Linked DNA regions of Homo sapiens: region 2 is linked to region 1. Evidence: chromatin loops called from intact Hi-C (ENCODE). Cell type or tissue: heart left ventricle. All regions are shown on one strand. Links, peaks and the distances in the headings refer to the core of each region. The heading gives the core; the rest is flanking DNA.

Region 1 (8,919 bases), core at 1,232-6,231:
CTACCCCTCCTCCTAGGCCCCTCAGGGCTAATAATTCCTACTTGGATCAAATGTCTCTGTGCTAAGACAACTGAAAAGGGGGTCAGGAAGAGCGGTGATGCTATGGGATAGACACAAGACAGTTCCACCATCGAAGGACTTCCTTGGAGGTAGAGGCAATCAGGTGGCAACAGAAGTACAGTCACACCTTGCTTGATGCTGTCATGATTATAGGTCAGAAATTGTGTGTAAGCTGCAACTTTATACAGGTACTTTGAATCCTATGGCAGTGCCCAGGGACTTTTCCATTTAAAAGTTTTATGATGGAATATTTTATAAAGAGTACAGTTGCCTTAGTTTTTGTTGCTGTCTAACAAATTACCACAGATTAAGTGCCTTAAAATAGTATACATTAATTATTTTACAGTTTCTGCAGGTCAGGGGTCTGAGCACATTAGCTCGGTTCTCTACTTAGGGTTTCATGGAGCTGCAATCACGGGGTCAGTGAGGGTGTGAGATTGGGGTCCTCTTTTAAAGTTCACCTGGTCGTTGGCAGAATTCAGTTCCTTGTGGCTGTATGACTGAGAGTCCTGGCTTCTTACTGGCTGTTACCACATGCCCTTACCTTTTTAGCCAACTTTTAAGTAGCGGCATAGGGATGGAGAAAAGATGCATGGAGGGGAATTGCTATCACAGTTCATGTAGATAGTATTCTTCAGTGCTATTAGAGATTATTAAAGAACACTTAAAAGAATTGCTTGAGATTTCTCCCTGAGCAAAAAGTCTAGGTGATAGTTTACATTATGGGATGCCACCCTATCATCATGCTAGATTTATAGGTTCGAGGCTTTTCTCATGCTTTTATAAAAGTATGCTAATGTAGATGGAATCATCCTGCATTTAGATTGCAGCAATATTTTTGATATAAAAGTTATGGTGCTTTTAATGAGACTCTCTAAGTTGTCTTTTATTCTATCTGGGTTAGCATAAGAAAAGCGTCATTTGTACTGTGATATTAGCAAATTGCCCACACAATTTAAATAACCTGCTTTGAGTCAGGTGTTTTCTTTTTATTGAGTTGTTTCTCCTGAAGACTTCAGCCTTCCTACATTTTGAGAACATGCAGCCAACCACATGATTAGCCTTCCTAATAAAGCGTGGCACCTGCCAAGCCTGGGTCTGCCTCTCTTGGTCTAACAGGAGCCTCGCCAGAATAGCCCATACTGGCCTCTCAGGTGCAGCCAGGCCTGCAAATCACCAGTGACACCACTTGAAAGGACAGAAAGAGGCCTCAGACTCTAAAGGACAGAAAGCAGCCTCAGACTCATGGACAAAATGTGGTAAAGAAAATTCTTTAAGACTAATTTTTAGCTATATTGGAAGCAAGTGCATAAAGGAAAAGCAATTTCTTATGTACCTAATAATCATCTCTCTTCCTATCTACTCATCTATCAATATGTTTCCCATCTTCTTTGCTGTAACTCTAAAGGACTCATTCCCAGGTTTTGCAAATAGAAATCTGAACCCTCTTTAAATCTGCCATTTTGGGCCCCAGTTACCTTAGAACTGCACCTTTCACAAACAAGGCTTTTATCAGTTGTTCCCTTTCAATGTGATCATTGAATTAAGGTACAGTGGTCTAAGGGTAGGTTTCCCCAAACCTTGAGAGAAGTGTCTCATGATGGGATTACCCTATTCATATGTCATATTAGACATATGGTCTTTGAAAAGCCAGGGAAGCTGAAAGAGGTCTTAGAGCAGATGTTTGAAATCCATGAAAGCAGCTGAGTAAATGCAACTGCTAAAATGCTCAGCACCCCAACCTCTCCTGTGGGCAAGGGAGCTTCTGAATGGCTGGGAAGCCTCACCAAAATCTCTGAAAAACAAAGGCATTATTTACCTCTTATGAAAGGAACATGACCTTAGATAGGGCAGTATCAAGTCACTTTTACCTCTAAGAAAGGTGAAAAGTTAATAAGAAGCCCTGTTTCACCCCAAACGTTAAATGAGTAAGTATCTACCAGGTACCACCTTCAGCTGATGGGGGACTAGGTAGAAGAAGGCAGGCACACACATGTACACATGTGCTGCACACCACACAGAAGCACCAACATGAGAGAAAGAGACTTGGCTTAGTGGCCACCCTGACTGGCTGCCTTCGCTGAATTGGAGAGGACTTGCAGCCACTTCAGAAGAGGGTACACAGCCAACGCAAACCAAACACAATCTGCTTCTTTGTGAATTGCAAGCAATTCCCAACTGCCTGAGCTAATGGTACAGAGCAGTAGAGCAGATAACCCAATACGGTGGATAATCTCAAAATCATTTTCCATTTGGCTTGTGGAATGAATTAAATGATTTGTTTCAGCTTCAGCAGATTTACCTTCCTAATTATGTTTTTTGTTAGGCTAGAAACATTCAACATTGCAGGATGTTGCCAGGGATTTTTTAAAAGTGCAGCAGATAATGGCCATGTGAGAGATCAGCACAGGGGTCACTGGGGGTCACTGATATCTATTGAGTGCCAAGTATGTGTGAGTCACCGAAAGGGGCAGCAATGATGAAAGACATGTCTCCTGCTATCAGGGCTGTAATGTAGTAAACACCACCAGATCTAGAGTTATAAAAATATACCTTAAAAATATTTGGATATTGCTGGGCACAGTGGCTCATGCTTGTAATCCCAGCACTTTGGGAGGCCAGGACGGGTGGATCACCTGAGGTCAGGAGTTCGAGACCAGCCTGGCCAACATGGTGAAACCTGCTCTCTACTAAAAAAAAAAAAAAATCAGCTGGGTGAGGTGGAGCACACCTGTAGTCCCAGCTCCTCGAGAGGCTAAGGCAGGAGAATCACTTGAACCCAGGAGGCAGCAGTTGCAGTGAACCGAGATTGCACCACTGCACTCCAGCCTGGGTAATAGAGTGAGACTCTGTCTCAAAAAAAGAAAAAAAAAATGGTTATATAAATGGCATGTAGAACACATAAGTTTTCTTTACTTGAGATTTCTCTAGATGTTCTATCAATGTTTGTTGAATAAATGAATGGATGGATGAACAAGGTATATTTGGAAAGAAGCCAAATAAATAGTTCTGACAGTGAGCATTCCTGGAAGGCAAAGAAAAGGCAACTTGCTCTTCACAAGAGTGGTCAGGAAAGGTGTCCCCCTAAACCAGAGGCTCCTAGAAAGCAGGTTGCATGCTCCTCAGGGTTTTGCATAGGTGGAGAACATGTTAGATTCTCTGCCCACCCTGCCCTGCCTTCTTCCCTTGGGTTAATCCTCATTATCTTTTAGGTCTCAACTCAACACTGCCTCCTCAAGGAAATCTTTCCAACCCTGGACCATAGCAGTCCCTAGGAATATGCTTTCCTAATACCCTGTATTTCACTTTCTAAGCGTGTCCCCCAACCTGAAGTAAAAACTTATCTTAGCAATATTTGTGGAAAGTTTGCCTCCTCTGATACAATGTAAGCTGCATGGTGACAGGGACTATAGTCTCTTCTTAATATCACTGTATTTCCAACACTTAAAACAGCACTGGCATAATAAATACTTGTTATGGAACAATGTATCTAACTTAGCACTAAAGTCAGGAAAGAAGTATTTAATTGAGCTCTAAGAAATGGGTAGAAAATACTTAATTGGAGAAAAGAAAAGTAGGAATTCTAGGAAAGGGAGTCTGCCTTTACAGTCATGTAGAGATAAAAATAAATAGGAGGACCTAATGAGATCATTAGTAGCCTGCTTCATTAAATTCTAATAAGGGTTAGAAATTATTTTATAAAACAACAACAAAAATATTAGCTACCATTCATTGTTTCCTATAAGCTATTTTAATGGAATACCTCATCTACTCCCATTGCAAACCTGTGAAATGGCTATTACCCTTATTTTACAAGGAGGACACTGAGGCTTACAGAATTTAAGGTCACTTGGTAAATATATGGTGGAGCCACTATTTGAATCCAAGCATATTTATTGATATGACTCCAAGGCCCATGATTTTAGCCACTATGCAAACAAGGTACTGCATTTTAAAACTGTTTTTTATAAATGATAAAGTGCTTGGCAGCTATAATGTGTGCAGATACAGACACATACAGTCAAACACTCAAAATGACAGACTAGCTGGCTAGCTAGCTAACTAACTAGCTAGGTAACTAACTAAGGAATCCAATTTGTCTCAATAACTAAATACATCTCCATTGTATTTGGTTATGTAAACCTTGTACTGCATGAGTGGAGAAAACCCAAAGTACTTCATTATCTAAAAGACAGAAAATCTGGGTATCTTTGGGCCAAAATAAATGCCCAAATAAATAAGTGACAGTGGAAACAGCCATGCATTTTGTCTCCAACTAACTGGTTTAATGTTGCTGTTGTTTTTTGTTTGTTTTTTTCTTTTCTTTTCTTTTCTTTTCTGCCAAGGCTTAAAGCTACACAACAAATATTAAGATCAATGTGGCCCTTCTCAGTAAGTTCAAGGCTGATTGGTCCAACAAAAAGTGACTATTAGAATAGTATTGATGCAAATGTGAAAACCCCCGTATGGCAAGAAGTGTCAAGGTTTGGTGTGATTCGGTTTTTGTTTTTGTTGTTTTGGTGTAATGAAGTATCCACCTCTAGACTGTAAGCTGCAAGGAGAGAGAGTCCAGGTCTGCTTTTTCACATTTATATCCCTGGTGCCAACACAATACAAAGCACACAACCAGCTCACAATTATGGAATGAAAAACTGAATGTTTAAGATTCAGTTAATTTTAATTGTAAAAGGTTAAAAGGGCATTGAAAGCCCTGGACCCCATATTTATAGTCCTTGTAATTGCCTGTCCTAGAACTAAGAAATACAGGACATTTTAGAAGGCAGTGTCAACTACGTTTGGCTAAATTTGGATTATTTAAAAAAAATTTTAGTCACTGAGAAAGCATTTATCCCACACTGCAATAACAAATAAATATAACAAAAAATGAACTAAATATTTTTTTCCTTCGCAGTCACCTATCTTAGCACCCCACTGATACATCCCAAATGGCAGCTCCTAGACCATCGTTGACTCTCAACTAATATTTCCTATTATTGTTATTAATAGAAATCCATAAGTTTAAATTTTCTCTCAGGGGACCTCAGTGGACTTTCATTTTACAATAATGAGGATTTGAAAATGATTTATTTTAATACATCTCAAAAATACGCTGTTGAAAATAATAAAACTTCTATTTGTTGTAATGATAGCCATTACCTCTCACACAGGTATGCCAGGGCAGAACACAGATTTTTTTTGTGTTTAGCAGATCCTGGAGGTTTTCTAAGAGCTGAGTGCAAACCACAGAAAAACAAATAAGTCACCATCTCAGGAAGCATTCCTCAGATATTCTGGTTTTTCAGACAGGTGGAATTATTCCCTACTAATTTATACACCAATGAAACTGGCCGGTTGGCAAGCCCACAATTAATGTGAATGCCAAGTGGGAAGGCAGCTTTGTTTCATCTCAGAGAACACTTCGCTGAACAGCAGCCTCCCCAGATGAAAATACATGCAATGTCTCTCTCTTTAAACTTGCAGCGGACGCTGGCGTTTCTTCATCTCTATTCACTCTATCATTATGATGCATTATACAATGTAATGATGTAATACATCGGAAAGCCGAAACGTGCGTGCCTTGCCAAAAATAATAATAAGAAAACTATACAATTATTTTCTGCTATGAAAGCCACTATCACTATCATTTCATCCTTCCCCAGCCAAAATGAAAGCTTCCCTAATGGCTCAGAGTCTCTTTATGTTTGTGAATTGAACATGAATGAGAAAAGTAGGAAGTCACCTTGTCTGTACCGAGTCAGAACTTTTAAAAGATGTAAACAAATTTGTCACTGAGCATGGCAGGCTGGCTCTAGGATCTGCTCCAGCCATATTTCCGATGGTGTGATTCCTGGTGTGATTCTAAATGTTACCAAGCCTTTATTTGTTAATAACAAATTTCCTAAAAAGGGTCTGCCTTTTCATGTTTCATTAACATTAACCTACAATCACAAGCCACTGTTCTGGGCAGGAAGCACATTTCAGGGAAAAGTCACCGTCTGCTGGTAGTTGTATTCGTGGCTGATTAAATCAAAAAATCAAAGTAATAAAACCTCAGGAAAAAAGCCAACTAATTGCTACATTTCCCCTCCCCCTTACTGAACGCTATTTTGAGTTACAGGAGCAGAAAATTGTTTTAAGAATCAGATATTTTTAATGCATCATAAGAAAATATTCCCGAAAGATTGCAATATTGAGCAGAATTTTTTTTTTTCATCCAATTCCTCCTGGTTTTTCCCCTCCTTTCTTCCCCTCCCCAAGCGCCCTTCCTGCTCCCATGGATTTTCTGGATAGATTTCTATAGCATATCTAATGCTTTTCTTCATTATTACCAGGGATCAACCCCTTATAAATAGGACCAAACCAAAGGAAGGAAGCTACATCCTTGACCGTCCAGCTTGCTGGCAGGAGCTCTGTCAATTTGGATTGCAGCGATATTTCAAAATGATATTTTCAGCGCTGTTATTATAATCATAATTGGGAAGTGGTTGATTAGATGGAGGCCAGAGACAAATTTTAAGGGAACACAGGGAACTGAGCAGGGGCAGACTGCCGTCCACTGCATTCCGTCTCCAGTTTGGAGAAAACTGCCTTGACAGAGCTCACTCACAAAACCCAGCCACAGATCATAAAGCTCCTAAGTAGGCTGGCCACCCGCTTTATGCTGAAAATTTGTGGGATGCCATTTTTTTTTGCCTGGCAAAATTAGTAGGAATGCTTAACGTAATTAATTTTTATACTAAACACGTGTTGTTGTTTTTTTTTTTAATGTACAATTACCAAACCATCGCAACCACAGCACAGCACAATCAGATGTGCCTGAAAACACATAATTGACATAAAGGACGTGCAGGAAAATAACGTGAAAACATAAAATAAATGGTTATTGCTATTTAAAATCTGCATTTAAAGAGTGGAATTATTCATAATTATGCATTATTAGCTAATAATTGGGTGGAAGCATACAGGGCATATCTTGTTTATTATTGCTGTTGCTGCTATTGTTACTGTTATTATTATTTTCTGTGGAAAATTTTACCAACCTGAGATCGTTTTGAAGAATTCCCAGTGATTACTCAGTGCATACAGTCTGTAGACTGTTTTGCATTATTCACTCACCACCGAAACATAGTCACCTCTGGGGAAGGCCCTAGAAAATCCCAAACATCTCATAAAAACATACCAGCAGGTGTAAGGCATGTTTCTTCAGCCAAAAGAAAGCCAAAGAGGGAAGGAAAGTAAAGAAGGGTAGATGCTTCATGCAGGGAAAAAAAAAAAAAAAAAAAAAGCCTAGAGCAAAAAGCCAAAGTATACTCAGTTACACTGATTCAAGCATTATTCAGCACATCATGCCTTTCTTCATTCTCCCACTTCTTCTCTCCCCGCCAGAAACAAAAGATGGATAAGACACACATGGTGACTAGGTTTTTAGTGCCTATTGATGATCAATAGCTATGTATAATATAAATTGTGTTTGTGTCACAGAGGGTCAACAGACGGCAAGCTTTGCAGAATTCAGCACTTTCAGGCCTCAGGCTTCAACACTCCAGTATGGCAGCCTGATGCTACCCACCTAAGGTCTTTTACTTTGGGGAATGTGTCAAGTGTCCTGTGATCAGACTCCCAGGCGAGCAAGCCACGAAGGCTAAATTACAGTGCAGAAAACAGAAGTGATGTCCTCCAAGAGTTGGAACAACCAGTTGGAAGGTGGAAATTTTCCTGATACAACCAGTTTCTTGGTCGACGTGAGGTGGAATAACTTAAATGATAAATTTTTTGTGTCTTGCCCCACATTTTGGTGTCACATAGATTGTTAAAGGAGCAACATGTGGAAAAGAAAGTGACCAAAGTGGTTACGACAAGAAGAGATAGAGGGCAAAAAAGAATAATTTTGGCTAATTACTCACATCTAAATTTATGTTACACATTAAGAAAAACAGCTTGATAAATCAAATCCATTCACTCCATGTACTTATTAAATAAGTATTGATTGATTGACTACTATATATCCTATGCCATTCTAGGCCCTGGAGATTCAGTGACTAAAACAGACAGAAACTTCTGCCTTCAGAGAGTTGACATCATATGTGTGGTGGGCAGTTGGGGGTTGGAGGGAAAGGCAACAAGCAAATAGTTAAGATCTGTAGTAGGCCAAATGGGTATGTACTTTGAAGACAAATAAAGCCCAGAAAAGAAGACAGAAAGTATGTGCAGAGTGGAAGGTTATGCAACCTTAAGTAAGATGGTCAGTGAAGACATCTCCCAGAGGGCAATATCTGAGTAAAGACTATTGCGATTAAAACTCAGTCGACTATTTGAATGAGCTTTTCTTTTCTTCTTTTTGAACAGAGATGATCAGACTGATCTAACAATCTGTTGAAAACATAACCTTAGTAAATCACTTAAAGAATTCCGGCTGGGAGCAGTGGCTCCCGCCTGTAATCCCAGCACTTTTGAGAGGCCGAGGCAGGCAGATCACGAGGTCAGGAGATCGAGACCATCCTGGCTAACATGGTGAAACCCCGTCTCTACTAAAATACAAAAAATTAGCCGGGTGTGGTGGCGGGCGCCTGTAGTCCCAGCTACTTGGGAGGTTGAGGCAAGAGAATGGCGTGAACCCAGGAGGCAGAGCTTGCAGTGAGCCGAGATCGCACCACTGCACTCCAGCCTGGGTGACAGAGCGAGACTCCGTCTCAAAAACAAAACAAAACAAAACAAACAAACACACACACAAAAAACAAGAATTCCAAGAAAGATTTGCATGGAGTGGAGCCCCTATATAATAATACATGTTCAAGTCGACAGGTTTCCTCTGTATAGAGGAAAACACAAATTTTTACTCACAAATTTTTACTCAGAATA
Region 2 (8,919 bases), core at 2,196-7,195, 210 kb after region 1:
ATAATTATCAAATTGGAGTGTAAAGGATGTGCACCTCTGTACTGAACTTCCTTTCAAAGAAAGCAAGAAAACAGAGCAGCATAGTATAGTTTCCTTCTGCCCTTCACCCTGGAAACCCCGCGAAGCATGTGTTTTACTTGTCTCCACCTGTGCACCAGGTGAGGGAAAGAAGAGTGGGGACTGTTAAGTCAGATGAATGTGGTAGAGACCGATCTCACCCTGTTGCATTATGAAGTAGAGTGTTTGGGTGGGCAGTTTGCTCTCACGTCATGTATGAAGAAAGAGGAAAACGCAGTGATCACACCGCCCAAATGCTGAATTCAGAGAGGCTAGCAAATCCCCAAGTGCACGGAGAGATTAGAATTGAAAGTGAATGGACATGATCATCATCTGCTACTTCTGACTGTACGACTCCACCCACATCTCCTTGCATTGCACTCATAAATGTGGTACTTCCTCAGATGACAGAACAGACAGGTTTAAAAAAAAAAAAAAAAAAAACCTGAATTTCTCTCATACCATTCACACTGTCTATGCCCACGCTTGGGTTCCTGCTTCTACAAAGAAGTCAGACCATGAAATCCAATATTCATAAAGAGTGGGAAAGATGGGACAGGATCCAAATCTCTTATTTGCTGGTGGTTTCACAGCCTGCTGAGAAGGAATGAAGAAGACACCAGTGATGCAGTGATGAGACATCGTGACCTAACAAAAACAATCCAGATGAACAAGGAGGAATTCTGGGCTTTCCCTACTTAGCTGTGTGGTAACTGGCAAGCCACTCATCTTGCCATTTGAGGTCCCAGCAGGCATCAGCTGCTTACTCAAAGAGTTTAATAGAGAAGAATGCAGGAAAGAACTTTTTATAGATATGTGGGGAGAATTCAGGGAACCAGTAAGAAATGGCAAAGGGGCTAGCATCCACACTAAGTCTTTAACAGCTGTAGATCTGAATGGGGCAAGATGATTCAAAAAGGTTGCTGAAAAATAGTGGAAGGTGTAGGTGTGGAAAAGCAGCCACCAATAGCAATGTGGCCATCTATGGGAACACAGGTACTGCCACCACCAGACAGGTGGTAATAAAACCTCAACCTCTGCCTCCTAGTGCCGTCTAATCTCACATAAAATCTACAAGGGATGAAGGGGTCCCTTGAGGTCAGCCTACAAGAGCAGAGAGCCAGGCAAAGCAGCAAGGGGAAATGGATCTGGAAGAGCAAACCAATGAATAGCCCCATCTTTTTGCCTCACTTTCTATTTTTTCACACAGCAATAATTATGCAACCCTACCTACTCCATAGGGTTCTCTTAAAGATTGTGTGTAATCATAGCTGTGAATGCGCTTTGTTAAAGTTTCCAGCCTGGCACAGATGCTGCGTTGGAGAAGACCTGCTCCCTCTGCTCTCTGTGGAGTCCTCCACCCACGCCCACGCCCAGGCTACCCCACCCCCAACCAGAGCCCGAATGATGTGAACAGAGCAGAACAGGGCTCTGCAGGTGGCAGGGAGGGGGGAGCTGCACACGCAAGGAAATAATAGAGACTGGATTGTTTATGCTTGTGAGAAAGGGCGCATGAATATGGATAAAACCCTGTGCACATTTTGCTAATTACCCAGCATCAGTGTTAAAGGAGAAAAGAGCCCACTGCAGATTTTCAAGCCAATTCCATCCCTTCAAGCCCACCCCCACCTTTGCACACACGCAAACACACACGTGCACACACACACACACATCACTGCTGCCACCACCACCACTGCCACCACCACCATTTTCTCTCCTCTCATATAAATAACTGACAATGTTCCCCTGAATATAAACCACATGGACCCACTAAAGCTACATGCAAATTGACAGAAGATTCCAATCCTGCATCATGCCAGAGAGCTCAAGGAAGAAAGTCCTATCCTGCGGTCTCAGTTGGCAGGAGCCTCTGTCCTACAATTTCCTGACCCGGTCAAAGCAACCTTATAACCTCACGGGCAAAGACATGAGATGAATCAAGAGGGTTAAAGCAGTGGAGAGACAAAGAATCACACAGAAGTGGAGGCCATTTCTACAGAGAGCCGAAATCATGGAACAAAAGAAAAAAAATCCTCAGTCTTTGGTTCCAGTCTAAATTGAGGCCTCTTTCCTTTTGCTGCCCACCAGAACTTGATTGATCAAACTCTGGCAAGATGTTTGGAGTTGTGCAAACCCAGCTCTGAGCAAAGTTAAGATGGGAGTTCTATCCTTTGTTTCCTGGAAGCTCCTGGACTCCTCCAGACATCCCCCAGGTAATTGTCAGCTGATTCATCTAAACATCAGCAGAGATTGGGGCAGTTGGGAAAAGTGCTCAGGGGAAGGGCCTATTCAGGATACAGATGGAGGGAGGAGCTCAAGCCAGCTGGCTTTGGTCCTGACGTCCATCACCAAAGGCTGCCAGGGAACACACTGCACCTTCATCTCAAGATCATTGAAGCTAAGAGGTGGTCAGTGATCACCTGTCCTGAGCTACATGCTTTAGGGCAGTCACAAAGATACAGTCTTTTTATATTAACCCCTATATTTGTTCTCTGCAAAAAAATAAAAATAAAAAGGCAGTCAGATGCACTAGAAAGGCACCGTCCTGGGAATCTGGAAACCAAGGTTCTTATACTGGCTTCATCCCATGTAGCTGTGTGACTATGACTAAGCCATTTAGCTCTTCTGGGCCTCAGTCCTACAGTTCTCTTCATCTGTTAGATTTTAAAAGCTTGGCCTAAAGGACTCTCACTGTTCTAAACTTCAAAAACTCTATAAATAACAATGCCAGTAGCTAACACAGATTAAGTTTCTCCTATGTGCCAGATATTATTTTACATACCTTCACTCAATATTTCTCAACAACTGAATGAGTTATGTTATCTTCATTTAATAGATAAGAAAACCAAGTCCCAGAGAAGTGAAATCATTTTCCTGAGTTGGTAAGTGAAGTGGTAGGGTGAGAATTTGAACCCTACAACAGCATATTGATTGTATAGCATTTCTATTAAAAGCACAGACATTTTTCCAATTTTTTTATAGTGGTAAAATCATATAACATAAAATTTACTATCTTAACCATTTGTATGTGTACAATTCAGTGACATAAATTACATTCATATTGTTGTACGACTATCACCACTATCGGTTAAACAATAACTCCCCGTTTTCCTTTTCCCCAGCCCCTAGCAACCACCACACTACTTTCTGTCTCTATAATTTTGACTACTCTAGCTACCTCTTAGAAGTAGAATCATATAGTATGTGTCTTTTTGTCACTGACTTATTTCACTTAGCATAATGTCCTAAAGGTTCACTTCTGTTGTAGTATTGATCAAAGTAACCTCCCTTTTTAAGGCTGAATAATATTTCATTGTATGCATAAACCACATTTTGCTTATATCCATTCATCTGTCCATGGACACTTGCATTGCTGCCACATTTGGCTATCATAAATAATGCTGCTATAAACACGGTTGTGCAAATATCTCTTAGAGACCCTGCTTTCAATTCTTTTGGATATATACTTGGAAGTGGAATTGCTGGATCATATGGTAAATCTATTTTTAATTTTTTGCGGAACCATACTATTCTCCACAGCATCTGTACCATTTTACATTCCCACCAATGGTGCACAAGTGTTCTCATTTCTTCACATCTTCATGAACACTTTTTGTTTTCTCTGTGTGTGTTTGATAGTCGCCATCCTAGTGAGTGAGTATAAGGTATCACATTGTGTTTTGATTTGCATTTCCCTAATGATTAGTGATGCTGAGCATCTTTTCATGTGTTTAATCAGCCATTCACACACCTTCTTTAGAGAAATATCTATTCAAGTCCTTTGCCCAGTTTTGAATTGGATTGTTTGGGTTTTTGATGTTGAGTTTTAGAAGTTGTCTGCATAGCGTGGTGTTAGTACCTATCAGATACATGATTTGCAAATATTTTCTCCTATTTTGTGGGTTTGCCACTTTACTGCATTGATAGTGGTTTTTTTCATACCAGAGCTGATATCTGATGATAGTGTCTTTGGATGCACAATGTTATATAATGAAGTTCAATTTGTCTATTTTTTCTTTTGTTGCCTGTGCCTCTGGTGTCATATCCAATAAGTTACTGCAAAATTCACTGTCATGGGGATTTTGCTCTATGTCTTCTGCTAAGGGTTCTGTAGTTTTAGGTCTTACATTTGGGTCATGGATCGATTTTGAGTTAATGATTGTGTATGGTGTTAGATAAGAGTCCAACTTTATTCTTTCGCATGTAGATATCCAGTTTTCTCTGCACCGTTTGTTGAAAAGACTGTCTTTTCCCCCACTGAAGGTCTTGATGCTTGTCAAAATCATTTGATCACATATATATATAAGGGTTTATTTATGGACCCCATACTCTATTCCTTTTGTTTATCTGGCTGTCTTTATGCCAGTACCACACTGTTTTGATTAGCTTTATGGAAAGTTTTGAAATCCAGAAGTGTGAATCCTCTAGCTTTTTTCTTTTTCGGGATTATTTTGACTATTTGGGGTCCCTTAAAATTCTATGTGGATTATGAATTTTAGAATGAGTTTTTCTATTTCTGCAAAAAAAAACATTGGAATTTTTAAAGGGATTGCATTAAATCTGTAGATCACTTTGAGTAGTATTGACATCTTAACAATATTAAGTCTTCCAATCCATAAATGTAGGGTGTCTTTCCATTTATTTATGTCTTCTTTAATTTGAAAAGTGTGGGCTGTTCATCAATATGCTTTTCTATCTAGACTCAAGATTCCTTAGTCTAGTGTTTCTTCTACTACACTAAATAGCTCCGTGTCACTTTTCTGGAGGTATTCATTCATCTCCAGCTCAGTCTCAGAAAAAATCAAGAAAGGGCATTGCACCATGATCCAAAACTTCTGAACAAGTTCTGGTGGTTATTCCATCTTTAGTGGGCTGATATGGGCAAAATAGAACTTCTAGGTGAAAGCTGGTCTCCAGCTCTGGCATACACATTCTACACAGTTAATACTCAGTAAATGTTGCACATACATTGTACCCTGCAGATACTCAACAAATGCTTAGCACAATACCTAGCATACATTAAGTACTTGATAGAATCCTGGTACAGAGATTAGGAAACATGGCAAAGACTATCAGTTGGAATGGATGAGAAAGTTATTAAATGACATCAAAAATAAGATTAGATAATAAAGTGTACGAAGGCATTGTATTATTAACACTGGTAACTTCAAGCCATAGGATAACTCCTCCACCCCTGTTCCACCACTGACCCTATCCAGAGCCACCCATCTAAACCCACACTGCCTCCATGTGCCAAAAGAGAAAATTATCCCCTAAAACCAAAGCCTCCCTGGGCCCAGACATACTGCCATATTTCTGCCTTGGACTTTATATCTAACTTTTCAGCAGGGGAGGCTAGAGCTGATTGGATTATAGGAATACAAATGGATTAATTTGGGGTGGATTAGATACATCACAAAACATAAGTTTGACTTGCATTAACATAAAAATGTCATAAAAATGTAGATGCTGAGGCAGAGCTTATTTGTGATGCTGCTAATGCATTGTTACTCCAGCAAAAGATGTACACAATATTTACGCTGTATCTGACCACATAAAACATGCCATATACATATGCAATTTTTCATTATGTCGAGGGAAAAGAGCCAGAGGGCCCTTTAGAATTCCAATTCTTGGGCTTCTGATTTTTCATTCTTTTTTAAATTTTTTTCTTTATTTTCAAGAAACAAATACAGTTTTACCATCATTACTGTATTTTGAACAGTTAATATTTCATATCGTGACATCTCTACTCAGAGGTAACAGGTTTAGTTGATTACTATTTGTTTATAGAGCTGGAGAAACCTGCAATCACAGGGAACATAGAAGGATTGCAATTAGATCCATTGGCTGAGAGCTGCACCTCGCTGACCCACGGTTAAGTGGTTAGCGCTATCAGAGAGAAAATGCCTACTGGCAGCTGGCACATCTGCACATAATAATACGGGCAAAACTGACACGGCCACTAAAGGCTGCTGCTCTCCTCTTTACCCACAAGCTGAAAACAGATCATGCTTTTTAATAGTGCATCAACACATTTCTTCTGAATTAGCATAATCGTGTGAGTTATGGGAGGAAACGGGTACATCCTGGCTAAGCTGCTGTGAATTCTTCAATGTATTCAAATAACTTTTTATTTGAATATGGGGGGATATTCAAATTATGAGGTCCCCTCCCATAAACCTGATTCTATACCTAGCTCATATTTTATTAAAAAGAGAAAGGAGAGGGAGACAGCAATAGGAGAAAGAGAGTTAATCTAAGTGTTTTTAACAAAACAAGTAATGCCCCATATGTAGCCAATGTGGATACACATCACCTGAGGTAGAGGAAGGGGAGTGGTTAGCATAAATGCACAAACAGGATTCTATCAGAATTGCAATGCCAGTGGCAATGTTGGTGATAACTGATTTTAAATAAGACCTCATTGTGTGCCTGGTACTGCATGAAGACTTTACAGGAGCTATCAACTCTCTGGCCAACACTTTTATAGCCAAGTATCCCAGCTCATCTCTCTCCACCCATCATTTTTGTAGTTTCCAAGATGAACAGGATTGGGCAACTCAGCTGAAGATGCTCTAGCAGGTTTGGAAGGATGACCTCTAGACAGCAGGCCAAGAACATTTCCATGCTGCTCTGAAACAAGAAAGGGTGTCCAGGGTACTGGTGGCCTCTTACCCCCCACCGGGGGCACACAGAAGCCATAGGTGGTCTCTGGAATGTTATCAAACCAGCTGCCTTCTGAGTCTGGCCCTCTTGTGTCCCAAGAATATCACTATCCTATTGTAAAGGTAAGAGTTAAACTTTAATCCTTTGGAATGGTGATTCTAGTCCTTCGGTCTCCACCACATGGAGTGTCAATTGTGACTGGGCCCAACTGGCCAAAGCATCATATTTATTCACTCATAGGGATTCATTTAGCCATTCATTCTTTTATTTAAGATTTTGCACTGTAAGTCTTTAACAAAAAGAGAAGATTGTTGAAAAAACTGAAAACAAGAAATAAAAGAAGAGCCACAACAAAAAAAGGTTTTGCGATAGACTAAGATGCTGACAAAACAGACTTTAAACAGTACTTTGAAAATTATTCGTTGTGCATTCCAGATTCTGGGAAAATAATTAACAATGAAATAAATACATACTCAGCACCAGGGAAAATTCATACAAAATTTTTGAGGCTCCTTATAAGTTAAATTCACTTATATTACCAGTATGCTAGGAATCCCAGTTTGCACACAGGTAGAAATATCCTACAACAGGAAAGCTAGATTCCAAGGAAAATAAGTTATTTTCCAAGAAATTTTCAAGTTATTTTTCATGCTGGAGCAAACTGGTACCTAGACTTCCCAGAAGAGCCCAATAACAACCCAGCAAGACATCCACAAGAGCATCCGCTAGTAGGTAGCTGAGCTGGGACTAGAATCATAGTTTGCCATACATATAAGTATGCATTCTTGACATGTGTTAGGTGTAATAGACATAAAAATTGAAGGCATATGGTCACTGCCTTCAATTTTTATAAAGTATAATTCTGTACAAAAATACTTAAATCATTAAATAAGACAAGATTTGAAAACAACTTCACTTTCAGACCTCTTCAAATCCACAACCTCAGTCATAAAGCAAATCTTAGCAAATTTCAAAGAATTTCAATGGTCACAGCCTCTAAGCACAATGCAATTAAACTAATTTTAAAAAAAAAAAACAAAAATGGAAAACTCTTATATAGCCCTGACATATAACCAATTGAAAGTCTGGAATGACAATAAAAAGATGATGAAGTAGAGACAGTATGTAAAAATAAGAATGATAATGGAAACAAAAACTTACCAACACTAATAAATCAGATTCAAAATGTAGAATACATCCTGAGCTCAAAAAAATAAAAAGAAATACACACCTAGATACATGATTGTGATAATATTGTATACCAAAGACAAGAAGTAGATTTTAAAAGCAGCCAGAGGAAGCAATAACATTATTTCAGAGGAATGACAACTAGACTAACAGCTGAGCACCCGGCAGTAGCAATAGCATCCTGAAGCAGTGGGGTAAGTATCTTCAAATTGTTGATGAAAATATCTGTCATGTTTATCTAGAATTGAATGCCCTGTTAAGATATCTTTCTAATGTCAGGAAAGAATTTTCAAACAAACACAAGCCAAGAATTGCTACCAATGAATGTCTACCAAAGGAGATCCTACAAGATATGTTTCAAGCTAAAGAAAAATAATCTTAGATTATTAGATTAAAGGTTTGTGATGCAAGAAGGAATGTTTTCTGATGGCAATGTAACATGTCAATTTGACTAGGATAAACTACATTTTTCAAATTCTGTAGAATTCCCTTTCTTGTATGTTCCCAGGTAGGGTGGGTAACAAAGAAAGTTTCAGGAAATTTTGGAGGACAGCACAGTCCCCTTGTAATTGAAGCACACTGTTGCTGATCTGCTGACTCACTTCATTGGTGTGAAGCAGCTTGGGACCTGCAACTGCCCTACTTTCCCTTGGATTCTCCTTCAGCTTCTCTGAATGGTGGACCAGACGTGTATGTTTAGCTTCATGACAAAGGGCATCATGTTCTGCAGAACACTCATGCTGCCAAGGTCAGAGGCACCAAGAACTGATACGAGTTTCAGTCCAACTTCACAAGTTTCCAGCTTGTACTTGTGGGGCCGAGCTTGCTCTTCATCTCCCTCACTTTGCATTCATCTTTCCTTTCTGACCACTTGGGGACTTCAAGCTCCAACAACAAACACGAAGACAACAGGCTTACAGAGCCTACCTAATAAGGTCCTACAATTGATTAAAGCCAATTCCCTATGACAAATCCCTTATATAACATATATGTGTACAATATATA

What was found. Hi-C counts contacts between places; a loop is a spot of excess contacts. Peaks named below come from ENCODE experiments on the same cell type or tissue, not always from the same donor. Only the 100,000 strongest peaks of a DNase experiment are listed, where the experiment ranks them.
Region 2: it touches region 1 in a loop (7-fold over the local background); 4 of 110 quality-filtered maps call a loop at or near these places.

What each region holds. Positions count from the first base shown.
Region 1 is chr2:59,898,736-59,907,654 of GRCh38, forward strand. No RefSeq gene overlaps it. Among named protein-coding and RNA genes, the nearest start is that of MIR4432, 480 kb to the right of the region's middle. In heart left ventricle, for the core only: no CTCF peak of the experiment used is centred there; no DNase peak of the experiment used is centred there; H3K27ac peaks cover 1,180 bases.
Region 2 is chr2:60,104,648-60,113,566 of GRCh38, forward strand. No RefSeq gene overlaps it. Among named protein-coding and RNA genes, the nearest start is that of MIR4432, 280 kb to the right of the region's middle. In heart left ventricle, for the core only: a CTCF peak has its summit at 5,321; a DNase peak (open chromatin) is centred at 2,384.